2 separate regions of the Homo sapiens genome follow, and region 1 is linked to region 2. The links are chromatin contacts, found by Hi-C or POLR2A ChIA-PET in ENCODE. All regions are on one chromosome and are shown on one strand. Each heading gives the region's core, a stretch centred on a gene start or an enhancer-like site at or near the end of the contact. The rest is flanking DNA. Distances are from core to core; before and after follow the strand shown.

Region 1 (6,193 bases), core at 2,700-5,199, 44 kb after region 2:
AGACCCTGTCTCTAAAATAATAATAATAACAATAAAACAAAAGAATAAAATTAATTGGTTGTTTGATAAAATCTTACATAATTTCACAATGCCTTATAGCCAGGCTTGGTTTGATATACTTCAACTGTATAATGCCTTATCCATGTGATGCACTAAGTAAATTATTGTTAAGTGAATGTATTTATCTTAGCTTTGAAGCCCATCTTCAGCCAAACAGCTCATTCACAATAATACTACTGTGAAATTATATACTACTTTATACTTTCCCATAAATTTTCAAAAGTTAATTGCCATTGAATCTGGGTTCTCTATTCCAGCATCCAAGAAGACACAGTAACTAAATATAAGCTCAAGCATAGTAACATGCCTTAAATTTGCACAGTAATCTTTAGCATACCATAGCATTTTCACATCTACAGGCATACTTCATTTTATTGTGCATCACTTTATTGCACTTCACTTTATTATAATTCACAGATACTGCATTTTTTACAAATTGAAGGTCTGTGGCAACCCTATATTAAGCAAGTCTATTGGTGCCATTTTTCAAATAGCATATGCTCACCTTGTGTCTCTGTGTCACATTTTGAAAATTCTCATATTTCAAACTTTTTCACTATTATTTATATCTGTTATGGTGATCTGTGATCAGAGATCTTCAATGTTACTAGTGGAATTCTTTCAGGGCGCCATGAAACATGCCCATAGAAGACAGATAAACTAACTAATTGATAAATGTCTTGTGTTCTGACTGCTCCAACCACTGGCCATTCCTTCTCTTTCCCTCTCTGCAGGCCTCCCTATGACCTGAGACACACAATATTGAAATTAGGCCAACTAATAACCCTACGATGGCCTCTAAGTATTCAAGTGAAAAAGTCACACATATCTGATTTTAAATCAAAAGCTAGAAATGTTTAAGCTTAGAGAGGAAGCCAAGATAGGCTGAAAGCTAGGCCTCCTGTGCCAGACAGCTAGCCAAGTTGTGAACGCCAAGGAGAAGTTCTTCAAAGAAATTAAAAGTGCTACTCCAGTGCACACACAAATGACAAGAAAGCAAAACACAGCCGGGCGCAGTGGTTCACGCCTGTAATCCCAGCACTTTGGGAGGCCGAATTGGGCAGATCACTTGAGGTCCGGAGTTCGAGACCAGCCTGGACAACATGGTGAAACCCTGTCTCTACTAAAAATACAAAAATTAGCTGGGCGTAGTGGCGCACGCCTGTAATCCCAACTACTCAGGAGGCTGAGGCAGGAGAAATGCATGAATCCAGGAGGCAGAGGTTGCAGTGAGCCAAGATAGTACGACTGCACTTCCAGCCTCAGCCTGGAGGACAGAGTGAGACTCTCTCTCAAACAAAAAAAAAAAAAAAAAAAAGAAAGCACAACAGCCTTATTGCTGATATGGAGAAGGTTTTGGTGGTCTGGACAAAAGATCAAACCAGCCACCACATTCCCATAAGCCAAAACCTAATCGAGGGCAAGGCCCTAACTTTCTTTAATTATATGTAGGTTGAGAGAGGTGAGAAAGTTTACAGAAGAAAAGTTTGAAGCAAGGTTGGTTCATGAGGTTTAAAGAAAGAAGTTGTCTCCATTAACACAAAAGCACAAGATGAAGCAGCAAGTGCTGACGTATGAGCTGCAGCAAGTTATCCAGAAAATCTAGCTATTTGATGAACGTGGTTACACTAAACAAAAGGTTTTCAATATAGATGAAATAGCCATATATCGGAAAAAGATACCATCTAGGACTTTATTTTTTGTTTGTGAGTTCTCATAAAATAGGACTTTCACAGCTAGAGAGAAGTCAATGCCTAGCTTCAAAGGACAGGCTGACTCTCTTGTTAGGGGCTAACGCAGCTGGTGACTTGAAGTTGAAGCCAATGCTCATTTACCATTCAGAAAACTCTAGGGCCCTTAAGAATGATGTTAAATCTACTCTGCCCGTGCTCTATAAATGGAACAACAAAGCCTAAACAGCATATCTGTTTACAGCATGGCCTGCTGAATTTAAAATACTCAGCTGAATTTAAAATATTCACAGTGCGCTTAATATTTTACGTAAAACTACTGCTCAGAAAAAAGATTCCTTTCAGAATATTACTACTCACTAACAATGCACGTAGTCACTCAAGAGCTCTGATGGAGACGTACAAGGAGATGTTATTTTCATGACTGCTAACACAGCATTCATTCTGCAGACCACGGATCAAGAAGTAATTTTGACCGTAAAGTCTTTTTTTTTTTTAAGAAATACATTTTGTGACCAGGCATAGTGGCTCAAGCCTATAATCTCAGCACTTGGGAGGCCGAGGTGGGCAGATTGCTTGAGCCTGGGAGTTCAAGACCATTCTGGGCAACATGGCAAGACCACGTTTTTACAAAAAATACAAAAAAACTAGCCAAGCGGGGTAGTACGCATCTGTGGTCCCAGCTACTTAGAAGGCTGAGGTGGGAGGATCACTGTGAACACAGGGGGTCAAGGCTGCATAAGCCAAGATGGCACCATTGCACTCCTGCCTGGGTGACACAGCAAGACCCTGTCTAAAAAGAAAAAAAAAAAAAAAGAAAGAAATACATTTTGTAAGGCTATAGCTGCCATAGACAGTGATTACTCTAATGGATCCAGGCAGAATAAACTGAAAACCTTCAGGAAAGGATTCACCATTCTAAGTGCCATTAAGAACATTCACGATTCATAGAAGAATGTCAAAATATCCACATTAAAGGGAGTTTGGAAGAAGTTGATTCCATCCCTCATGGATGACTTCGAGGAGTCCAAGATTTCAGTGGAGGAAGTAACTGCATATGTGGTGAAAACAGCAAGAGAACAAGAATTAGAAGTGAAATCTGAAGATGTGATTGAATTGCTGCAATCTTATGATCAAACTTGAATGGATAAGAAGTTACTCCTTATGGAGGAGTAAACAAAGTGGTTTCTTGGTATCTAGTCCTAGTAAAGATGTTGTGAACATTGTTGAAGTGACAACAAAGGACTTAGAACATTACAGAAACTTAGTTGATAAAGCAGCAGCAGGGTTGGAGAGAACTGACTCCAATTTGGAAAGAGGTTCTACTGTGGGTAAAATGCTATCAAACAGCATCACATGCTACAGAGAAATCTTTCATGAAAGGGAGAGTCCACGGATGCAACAATCTCATTGTTGTGTTATTTAAGAAATTGCCACAGCCACCCCAACTTTCAGCAATCACCACTCTGATCAGTAAGCAGCCACTGACATCAAGGCAATTCAAATCCCACTTCTGACACACACACACACACACACACACACACACACACACACACACATTTAGAAAACAAAAACAAGACATCAAGGCAAGACCCTCCACCAGCAAAAAGAATATGACTAGATGAAGGCTCAGGTAATCATTAGCATTTTTTAGCAATAAAGTTTTTAGGTTTTTTTTGGGAGATGGGGTCTCTGTTACTCAGGCTGGAGTGCAGGAGCACAACCATAGCTCACTGCAGCCTCAAACTCCTGGGCTCAAGTAATCCTCTGACTTCAGCCTCTTGAATAGTAATAAAGTATCCCTTAATTAAAGTATGTATACTGCTTTTAAAGACACAGTGTTCTTACACACTTAATATAGTGTAGTATGATATGGTATGGTATAGTATAAACACAACTTTAATGCACTAGGAAACAAAAAAATTCATGTGACTCGCTTAATTGCATTATTCACTTTATTGTGGCCACCTGGAACCAAACCCAAGGTATTTCCGAGGTATGTCTGTATTACTGCACTTGACCCTCATAATCAATTTTCAAAGGCAATGAGGTAGATGATAGTATTATAGTGCTCTTCACTCTCAACTTACAGAAAAGGAAACTGAAGCTTCAAGCAGTCAACTGATTTTTCTGAAAGCACCATGAGATAAGTGCAGGGCCAAAGCCTCAACAGTTAAGCCAGGTTTCCCTCTGATTAGCTGTCACAAGTGACTACACAGAGAAGTAGACTCGGTATCACTACCACTGAAAAAAATGTAAACTGGTACATTCTGTCAACAATGATACAGAGATGCCAGTCCCTAATGAGTAGCTACAATGCTTCAGTTGCTGGCCTTCAGAGATCCTGAGACATCAAACAATGATTTGAAGAGTATTACCACAAATTTTTTACTTAAAGTTTAGATGACTGAGTGAGGAATATGTAAGTGTTCTCAGAACTTAGAAGGCCAACTAGCTCAGTTTAACAGTGAATAGAAAAACTGAGAGATAAGATTGAGAAGGCAGTCTGGAGCCAGATTAAAGTACATCAAGTTTAGACATTGTTATATATACGTAATGAGGGGCCACTAAAGGCTAGGTAACTGGGAAATCATGATGCAACGTGTGGTTTAGAACGCTGAATCTGGCCAGTGTGGTGTCACACGCCTGCAGTCCCAGCTACTCCAGAGGCTGAGGCAGGAGTATTGTTCAAGCCCTGGAGGTTGACAATGACCAGCCTGGAAAACACAGCAAAACCCTGTCTCTCTTTTAAAAATGTTTTTAATGAAAAAAAAATTTTAAGCTGAATCTGATAACAGTAAGTAGTTGGACTGAAGTGAAAAATTTTCAGAGGGCTAGGGCAATGGAGCCTAGGAGAGGACAGCAGCAGTTAATAACTTAGTCCCCAGGGTAAGCCTCCCCTTGCCTCTTCTTTGCTATGCCCCTATCTGCTAGTGGCCATGGGGACTGGCATAAGCTCCAAACCAGACAGATCACAATATCCTCCTTTCTCTGGGCGCACTGACTGGTCCCAATTTAGGGCAGGAGAAATGATCTTGTCTTTTTGGGTCATAGTATAAGAAGGACATGAGGCTGGAGTTACAGACAGCATTTTCTTGGACCTTTTGGCAAAAGCATGTCTGCAAGAAAATAGAATGAAGTGAGAGTGGATTTTAATGGGGTGATATCCCTGTTTTATAGTTCCCAAGACCCTAGTTCCTGCAGGCCTTCCTGCAATTCTATAATGCTATCTCAGCATCCTTCCTACAGACAACCCAAAATTCCATCAACTATTCAATTTAAGCTGTATTCCTATCATTTGGAACCAAGAGTCTTGACTAAAAGAGGGTGGTGGCAGTGGGAACAGAAGAATGTAAAGGTAACAACACCAAGTAGAACACAGGCAGAGCAAGTGAGACTGGAGCTGAAAGAAAAACAAGCTGTCTTTCATTTCTTCATTAATATAAAAAATTATATGGTAAATATTACAACTTTCTGGTACATTAAAGATATTTCACATTACAATTCAATAAACATTTACTGAATATCTGCCTATTTACCAGATAGCAGGACCCCAAACCTCTGGCTATGCCAATCAATACAAATACAGGCTGGGCGTGGTGGCTCACACCTGTAATCCAGCACTTTGGGAGGCTGAGGTGGGCAGGTCATCTGAGGTCAGGAGTTCATGACCAGACTGACCAACATGGAGAAATCCCATCTCCACTAACAATACAAAAATTAGCCGGGGGTGGTGGCAGGTGCCTGTAATCCCACCTACTCGAGAGGCCGATGCAGGAGAATCGCTTGAACCCGGGAGGCGAAGGTTGCAGTGAGCCAAGATTGCGCCACTGCACTTCAGCCTGGGTGACAGAGCGAGACTCCGCCAAGAAAGAAAGAAAGAAGGAAAGAAGGAAGGAAGGAAGGAAGGAATTATTTTGTATAATATACTATAATTAAGTCAAATTATTTCCACTGACACCTTGCTTCACAATATTATGTCACAACTCAGGTAATTTGTATCATTCTTCTTCTCAAATAATATCAAGAGATATCCATTCTGATATAATTTCATCTGTGACAAAAGTTATTTTGGTTGGGTTCCAGTCAATAATATCTTGAACTAGGGTCAATTCATCCAAATTTAGAACAATCAAAAATTAAATGAGAAATTGATTTTGGTTTAGGTTCAAAGTCATCAATTTTCACTTAAGAAATATTTGAATAGCTACCATAAAACAGATACTGTTCACAGCACACTACTTCCATCTACTGGCAGCCTAGGCTGACAGCCTGGTACTCATCCTTTATTCTTCTCTCTCTTCCACATCTTGAATCAGTGGTTTTCAACACTGGCTGCACATTAGAATCCTGAAGTACAATTTTAAAATATCAGCGCCCAGCTATTATCCCAGAAATTCTGATTTCCAGGAATTATGGAGTAAAGCCTAGGCACTGGTATT
Region 2 (6,379 bases), core at 1,439-3,938:
GGTGCTCTGTAAAATGGACCAATCAGCTCTCTGTAAAATGGGCCAATCAGTAGGATGTGGGTGGGGCCAGATAAGGGAATAAAAAGCAGGCCACCAGAGCCAGCAGCGGCAAGCCGCTGAGGTCCTCTTCCACAGTGTGGAAGCTTAGTTCTTTCACTCTTCACAATAAATCTTGCTGCTGCTCACTCTTTGGGTCTGCATCGCCTTTATGAGCTGCAACACTCACAGCAAAAGTCTGCAGCTTGACTCCTGAAGCCAGCGAGACCACGAACCCACCGGAAGGAAGAAACTCCGGACACATCTGAACATCTGAAGGAACGAACTCCAGACACACCATCTTTAAGAACTGTAACACTCACCCGTGAGGGTCCGCGGCTTCATTCTTGAAGTCAGCGAGACCAAGAACCCACCAATTCCGGACACACTAGCACTTTGGGAGGACAGGGAGGCAGATGGCTTGAGCTCAGGAGCTCAAGACCAGCTTGGGCAACATGGTGAAACCTCATCTCCACACAAAACACAGAAAGAATTGGCCAAGTTTGCCCAGCTACTTGGGAGGCTAAGGTAGGAGGATTGCTTGGGCCTGGAAGGTCAAGGCTGCAGTGAGCTATGATAGCACCACTGTACTCCAACGTGGTGACAGAGTGAGACCCTATCTCAAAATACTAACAAAATGCATAAAAACAGCTCAATGATTACTTTTCTATTAATAAAACTGGCAAAAGAAAACACACATCAACTTTACAAATGTAATTTATTGAGCGAAAAAAAAACCACAAGTAGTTTTCATTATTAACAAATCAAGAGATTCATGATTTTTAATCTAGAGAGTAGAAATGGATTAATTTAAAATAAACTAAAGCCACGAATTAAAGAAGTTCCAGTCTGAAACATATTATATGTTAGATGATGGCATCTACTGACTAAATGTAATATTGCATTCCTGTATAAGTCATGAATATCTAGAGGAAGAGCAAAGTTTCTGGTGGCATGGACTGATAAGATCCTCGTAATGTTCTGGGGGTAGAGTACAGCAGTGTGAAGAGGAAAACAGTGACCAATGGGCAAGAAAAAGGCCAGGCACAGTGGCTCATGTCTGTAATCCCAGCACTTTGGGAGGCAAGGTGGGCAGGCCACTTGAGGCCAGGAGTTTGAGACCAGCCTGGCCAACATGGCAAAACCCCATCTCTACTAAAAGTACAAAAACTAGCCAGGTGTGGTGGTGCACACCTATAATCCCAGCTACTCAAGAGGCTGAAGCACGAGAACTGCTTGAACCCAGGAGGCAGAAGTTGCAGTGAGTCGAGATCGCGCCACTGCACTCTAGCTTGGGTGACAGAGCAAGACTGTCTCCAAAAATAAAAGGGAGGGGGGAAGGGGGCAAAGAAAAATTCCTGTACTAAAGACTATGACACAACCAAAAAGTAAACTGACAGGTGTATACTAAAATCCTCAAGCAAGGCAAATTGATCTTGGTGATATATAATTCCAAGAACTCCAACCTTAATTTTCTTCCTGAAATATTTTGTCTTTTGGGTTTTCATTTTTAGGGATATTATGTCTAATTTCACCATGAAAAATACAAGTAGGTTTCACTTCACATAAATTGTTTTCAAGAGAAACTATACTCTGAAAAGTAAAAGATATATTTTATAAATGATTTTTCACTGAGAACATAGGGAAAGAAAATGAGTTTTACACCAGGGAGAATTGTACTCAACCCTCTGGCCCTGCTACTAACTTGTATGACCTTTGTCTTCATTTATTTACCTTAAAATACATTTTTTAAGAACTGGCATATAATAGGTACTTTTTCTATTTTTATTTTTTGAGACAGAGTCTCACTCTGTCACGTAGGCTGGAGTGCCAGTGATGCAATCATGGCCAACTACAGCCTCAACTCCCTAGGCTCAAGTAATCCTCCCACCTCAGCCTCCCAAGTAGCTGGGACTACAGGTACATGCCACCATGCCCAGCTAATTATTGTAATTTTTGTAGACAGGGTCTCTATGTTGACTAGGCTAATCTCAAATTCCTGGCCTCACGCAATCCCCCAAGTCTTGGCCTCCCAAAGTGCTGGGATTACAGGCATAAGCCACCGTGCCCAGCTAAGCGGTACTCTTAACAAATGGCTATTGGTATGATTATCAAAGGGATTGCTAGCTATATAAATTTTTCCCAGGAGGGCCTTTGGGCAATAAAACTACATGTTACTATGCCAGAAAATACTTGACCAGTTAGGTTTCATAGTTCCTATGGAATTCTTGGTTCTAAGGATATTTGTGTTTAGTAGAAAGAGCTTTAAATAAGAAAAAAGAACACTTCTTTTCAGGTATTTAATTTTCTTAACTTCCAAAAGATAGAAAATACTACCTGGCATATCTCACACTTAATACTCCACAAGCAGATATATATGTTCCTTCGTCAGACAGAATTGTGCTTTCCTATATTTCCATAACTACGTACCAGAAACTGGCCAGCAATACTTGAAATTGCAACTTGGGCTATCCAACCATGGTGGTATGATGCAAGAGCAGCTTACTCCCCCTGATATTTAAGAGGCATATGCTGTGCAAGAGCTAGAAAATCAGCCAGCACCACCTAACCACAATGTGCTATTCTCACTTCCTCTCTGAGTCAAGTTTGCTAATCAACTCCTCAAAGAAAGGCCATAGTGATATTCCATCAGGTAAAAGGGAAGAGCACAGGCTTGTTCTCTTTAAGGCTGGGACAACTGCCAGGACTTTTCTGAATAAGACCTACTCTTTATGTGTATCCTTGCAATCATAAGATGTAGAATGTAAATGAATATACAAGCTAGGAATGGTTTCCTTAAAAAATGTGAAGTGCATATTCTCTGCTTGAAGGAAAGAAGACAGGAAATAGCATCCAACCCAACTACAGAGTAACTTAACAGCAGTCAGATTCAGAAAATGTGCTAACCCAATTTTCAGGCACAATTTTCTGGCCCTTCAAAGGCTGGAAATAAATGCAAGCATTCTGAGCTTGATTTCTCTTGGGAATGGCAGAGAAAGTTAAAGTTTTCTCCAAATTAAGCTTCATTTATCTACTTACGTTCTTAGAAACTGTAAAAGAAAATCAATATAAGTTTTTCAAAATACATACACACAACTATATATGCTGTGTATATGAGTATACATAAACTGTCTTTCATTAGAAATGAAATTTTAAGGAAGGTGGCCAACAAATCTAACATTAAAAAAATAAGGAAACAGGCTAGGAGTGATGCCTCACACCTGTAATCTTAGCACTTTGGGAAGCCAAGGCAGGCAAATCACTTGAGGTCAGGAGTTCAAGATCAGCCTGGGCAACATGGTGAAACCCCGGCTCTACTAACAATACAAAAATTAGCCAGGCGTGGTGATGTATGCCTGTAAGTCCAGCTACTTGGGAAGCTGAGGCATGAGAATTTGCTTGAATCCAGGAGGCTGAGGTTGCAATAAGCCAAGATCGTGCCACTGTACTCCAGCCTGGGCAACAGAGCAAGACTCCGTCTCAAAAATAAATAAATAAATAAATAAATGATAAAAAATAAAATATCAAAAAATAAAACATTTAAAAAAGAAACAATCATGCCTAGATAACAGAAAATTGGAAAAAAGAAAGCCATACGTTATTGTGATAAATTCTACAACAAAATTCAAAGCCATTTTCAATTTCTCAGTTATTGGAGTATTGCTGCTATTATTAACAATATCTTCATTACTTAATACATTTTGATTCATCGTTTTTTGGTTATTTTTGTTGTTGTTGTTGTTTGTTGCTGTTGCTGTTTGAGACAGAGTCTCACTCCGTCACCCAGGCTGGAGTGCAATGGCGCCATCTCGGCTGACTGCAACCTCCGCCTCCTGGATTCAAGCAATTCTCCTGCCTTAGCCTCCCAAGTAGCTGGGATTACAGGTGCATGCCACCACGCCCGACTAGTTTTGTATTTTTAGTAGAGATGGGGTTTCACCATGTTGGCCAGGCTGGTCTTGAACTCCTAACCTCAGGTGATCCTCCCATCTCGGCCTCTCAAAGTGCTGGGATTACAGGAGTGAGCCACCATGCCCAGACTGATTCACCAGTTTTTAAGACCACTATCCAAGGACAACTCTGTGAGGCAGACCGAATTAGTTCTGTTTTATATGTGAAAAACTGAGAAAAATATGTTAAGTGACTTATCTAACAGTACAAAACTAGTTAATGTGACAGCCAAAACTGGAACATAAGTCTTCTAACTCCTAGATCTTTCTACTAATCCAGTGGTTTCAAATTTTATTTTACCCCCAGAATCTTCTTTCAAACTAATTTTTTGTAGAATCCCACTAATTTAACAGATAAAACTGGAGCTCCTCCAACTAAAATGGCTATTAGGGCCAGAGCCATGTATATTTCAGTTGGCTTCTCCCTCCCCCATGATGGGCTTTGAGACTTCTGGGTAACATCATAACTCCAAGGAGCAAAATGTAAACCATTAAAAGTTATCTCCCTAATTGCCCAAGGAAATCCATAAAGTTCTAATCCAAATATGAATAAGACTAATAACCAGTAAAATGATACCTCTCGCAGCTACCATATCTAAGACTTTCATAATCATAAATATATATTAATGGAAATAAAAGTTATATCCCATACATACCATTCCAAAGATCATGGCCACATAGAGTTTACTAATTACAAAACTGCTCCTATGCACTGTGTGACAGAATGGGAAGGAGCTGGGCAGGGTGTATCCCATTTATTTGGCAATATTACCATCTCGTTTATAATTCTACCTAAGCTATTTGTTTCCCAAGTTAAATATAGATACCTTCCTTCAAATAAAATCTTATGCAGAGAGCATCTTATGAGCTATTCTATTGTAGTTAAATGAGGCAGGGGGCAGGCAAAGCCAGACAAGCCTCTCCAAAGCAGCCCAGGCCTCTTGGAACATTACGACAGAGGCATGACTAGCAAAAATAAAGGATTATTTCCAAGTTTCCAAGTGGTTCTTGAAATGCAAATGGTAAAGAGCATACACTGTTGATGGACTGACATCTGAAAAAGGAGAGGTGATAATACCTGATTTATAGGCATAAGTAAATATACTTGAATGCAAGGTACAACAAAAACTCATTGTCCCCAATCACCCCAATAAACCACTATATATCACTCATCTACAAATGGCTCGTAAAACAACAAGAAGAAAGTATTATTTTAAAAAGTCCTACCACAAGAGTATGAGCAGTAATCAAAAAGCAGGTTAAGTTTACTAATCCTAGGGGCCAAACAGAAAGTAAATTTTAGTTTATCTTTGAAAATAAATCTTAAATTCAGAATAAAACCAAGGTGGAAGTGATGGATGGTCTATGTATACAACCACCAATGACAGGCTATGTCTACAAAGCATCACGAACATTAGAACTGATGTCAAAGTTTAAATCATATAAGGTCAGGAAACAACAACAACAAACAAAACAAAACAAAGCCCCTTACATCAGCTCCAGAGGAGCCACTATCAGCTGCACTTCTTTCTAACTTCCAAAGACATACCATCCAATACATTAGCTGTTATACCTAATACCATATCCTGCAGTTGTAATACACAATAATTTAAAGACTACGAAGACTATGTGGTCTTCAAAAAGAACAGCAAACTGGAATGTAAGTTTGTTTTCTCCTTGCCTATGTTACAAATTACTCATGTGAGCTAAAAAGCAAGTAATTTTTTTCTCAAGCCTTTTCATTTGTTAAAAAGGATTTTAACAGCTGCCCTACTTATTTCACAGTATCATTGTAAGGATATGATAAAACAATGTCCATAAAACACTATTTAAAGTATTATTATGTAACTTGTCAGTGTGAAAGATACTCATTTTACCAACCAATCATAGCAAATAGAAGGTTTATCTTTGTTTACTAAACTTGAAAAGATTCCATATTAATTTAGCATTGTTGTCTCAAGAAGAAAAAAATCCCTACACCTTTTTTCTAAGAAACCATCCTAACTTTGTGTGTGTGTGTGTGTGTGTGTGTGTGTGTGTGTGAGAGACAGGGTCTCACTCTATCACCCAGGCTGGAGTACAATGGAGTAATCTTGACTCAATGCAGCCTCCGCCTCCCAGGATCCAGACATCCTCCCACCTCAGCCTCCTGGGTAGCTGGGACTACAGGCACATGCCACAACACACGGCTAATTTTTTGTATTTTTTTTTAGAGACAGGGTTTTAGCATGTTGCCCAGGCTGGTCTTGAACCCCTGAGGCTCAGGTGGTCTGCCCACCTCAGCCCCCCAAAGTGCTGGAATTACAGGCATGAGCCACCATGCCAGCCCTGCTTTTTTTTTTTTTTTTTTTTTTAATTGAGACAGAGTCTCACTCTGTTGCACAGGCTGGAGT

Evidence for each region. Hi-C counts contacts between places; a loop is a spot of excess contacts on that map. ChIA-PET counts read pairs that join two places held with the same protein, here RNA polymerase II (POLR2A). Pooled maps may share reads with other maps.
Region 1: a loop to region 2 is called in a map with no recorded cell type, with 8 times the contacts of the local background. The contact joins two enhancer-like sites. A Hi-C loop is called at or near these places in 13 of 37 single-sample maps with no recorded cell type and 3 of 50 pooled maps. POLR2A ChIA-PET finds 5 or more read pairs at or near these places in 4 of 52 experiments (AG04449, BJ, GM12878 and 1 more).

Annotation. Positions count from the first base shown.
Region 1 is chr2:61,993,432-61,999,624 of GRCh38, reverse strand. All of the region lies in intron 1 of COMMD1 (copper metabolism domain containing 1), which reads right to left. Among named protein-coding and RNA genes, the nearest start is that of COMMD1, 91 kb to the right of the region's middle. Within about 2 kb of position 3,949, at least 2 of the 41 ENCODE cell types and tissues checked have a DNase peak (open chromatin) inside an H3K27ac peak, as active enhancers do; they include GM12878 and OCI-LY7, where a contact is called at or near this core.
Region 2 is chr2:62,035,705-62,042,083 of GRCh38, reverse strand. The region is part of intron 2 of COMMD1 (copper metabolism domain containing 1); the gene reads right to left. Among named protein-coding and RNA genes, the nearest start is that of COMMD1, 130 kb to the right of the region's middle. Within about 2 kb of position 2,688, at least 5 of the 41 ENCODE cell types and tissues checked have a DNase peak (open chromatin) inside an H3K27ac peak, as active enhancers do; they include GM12878 and OCI-LY7, where a contact is called at or near this core.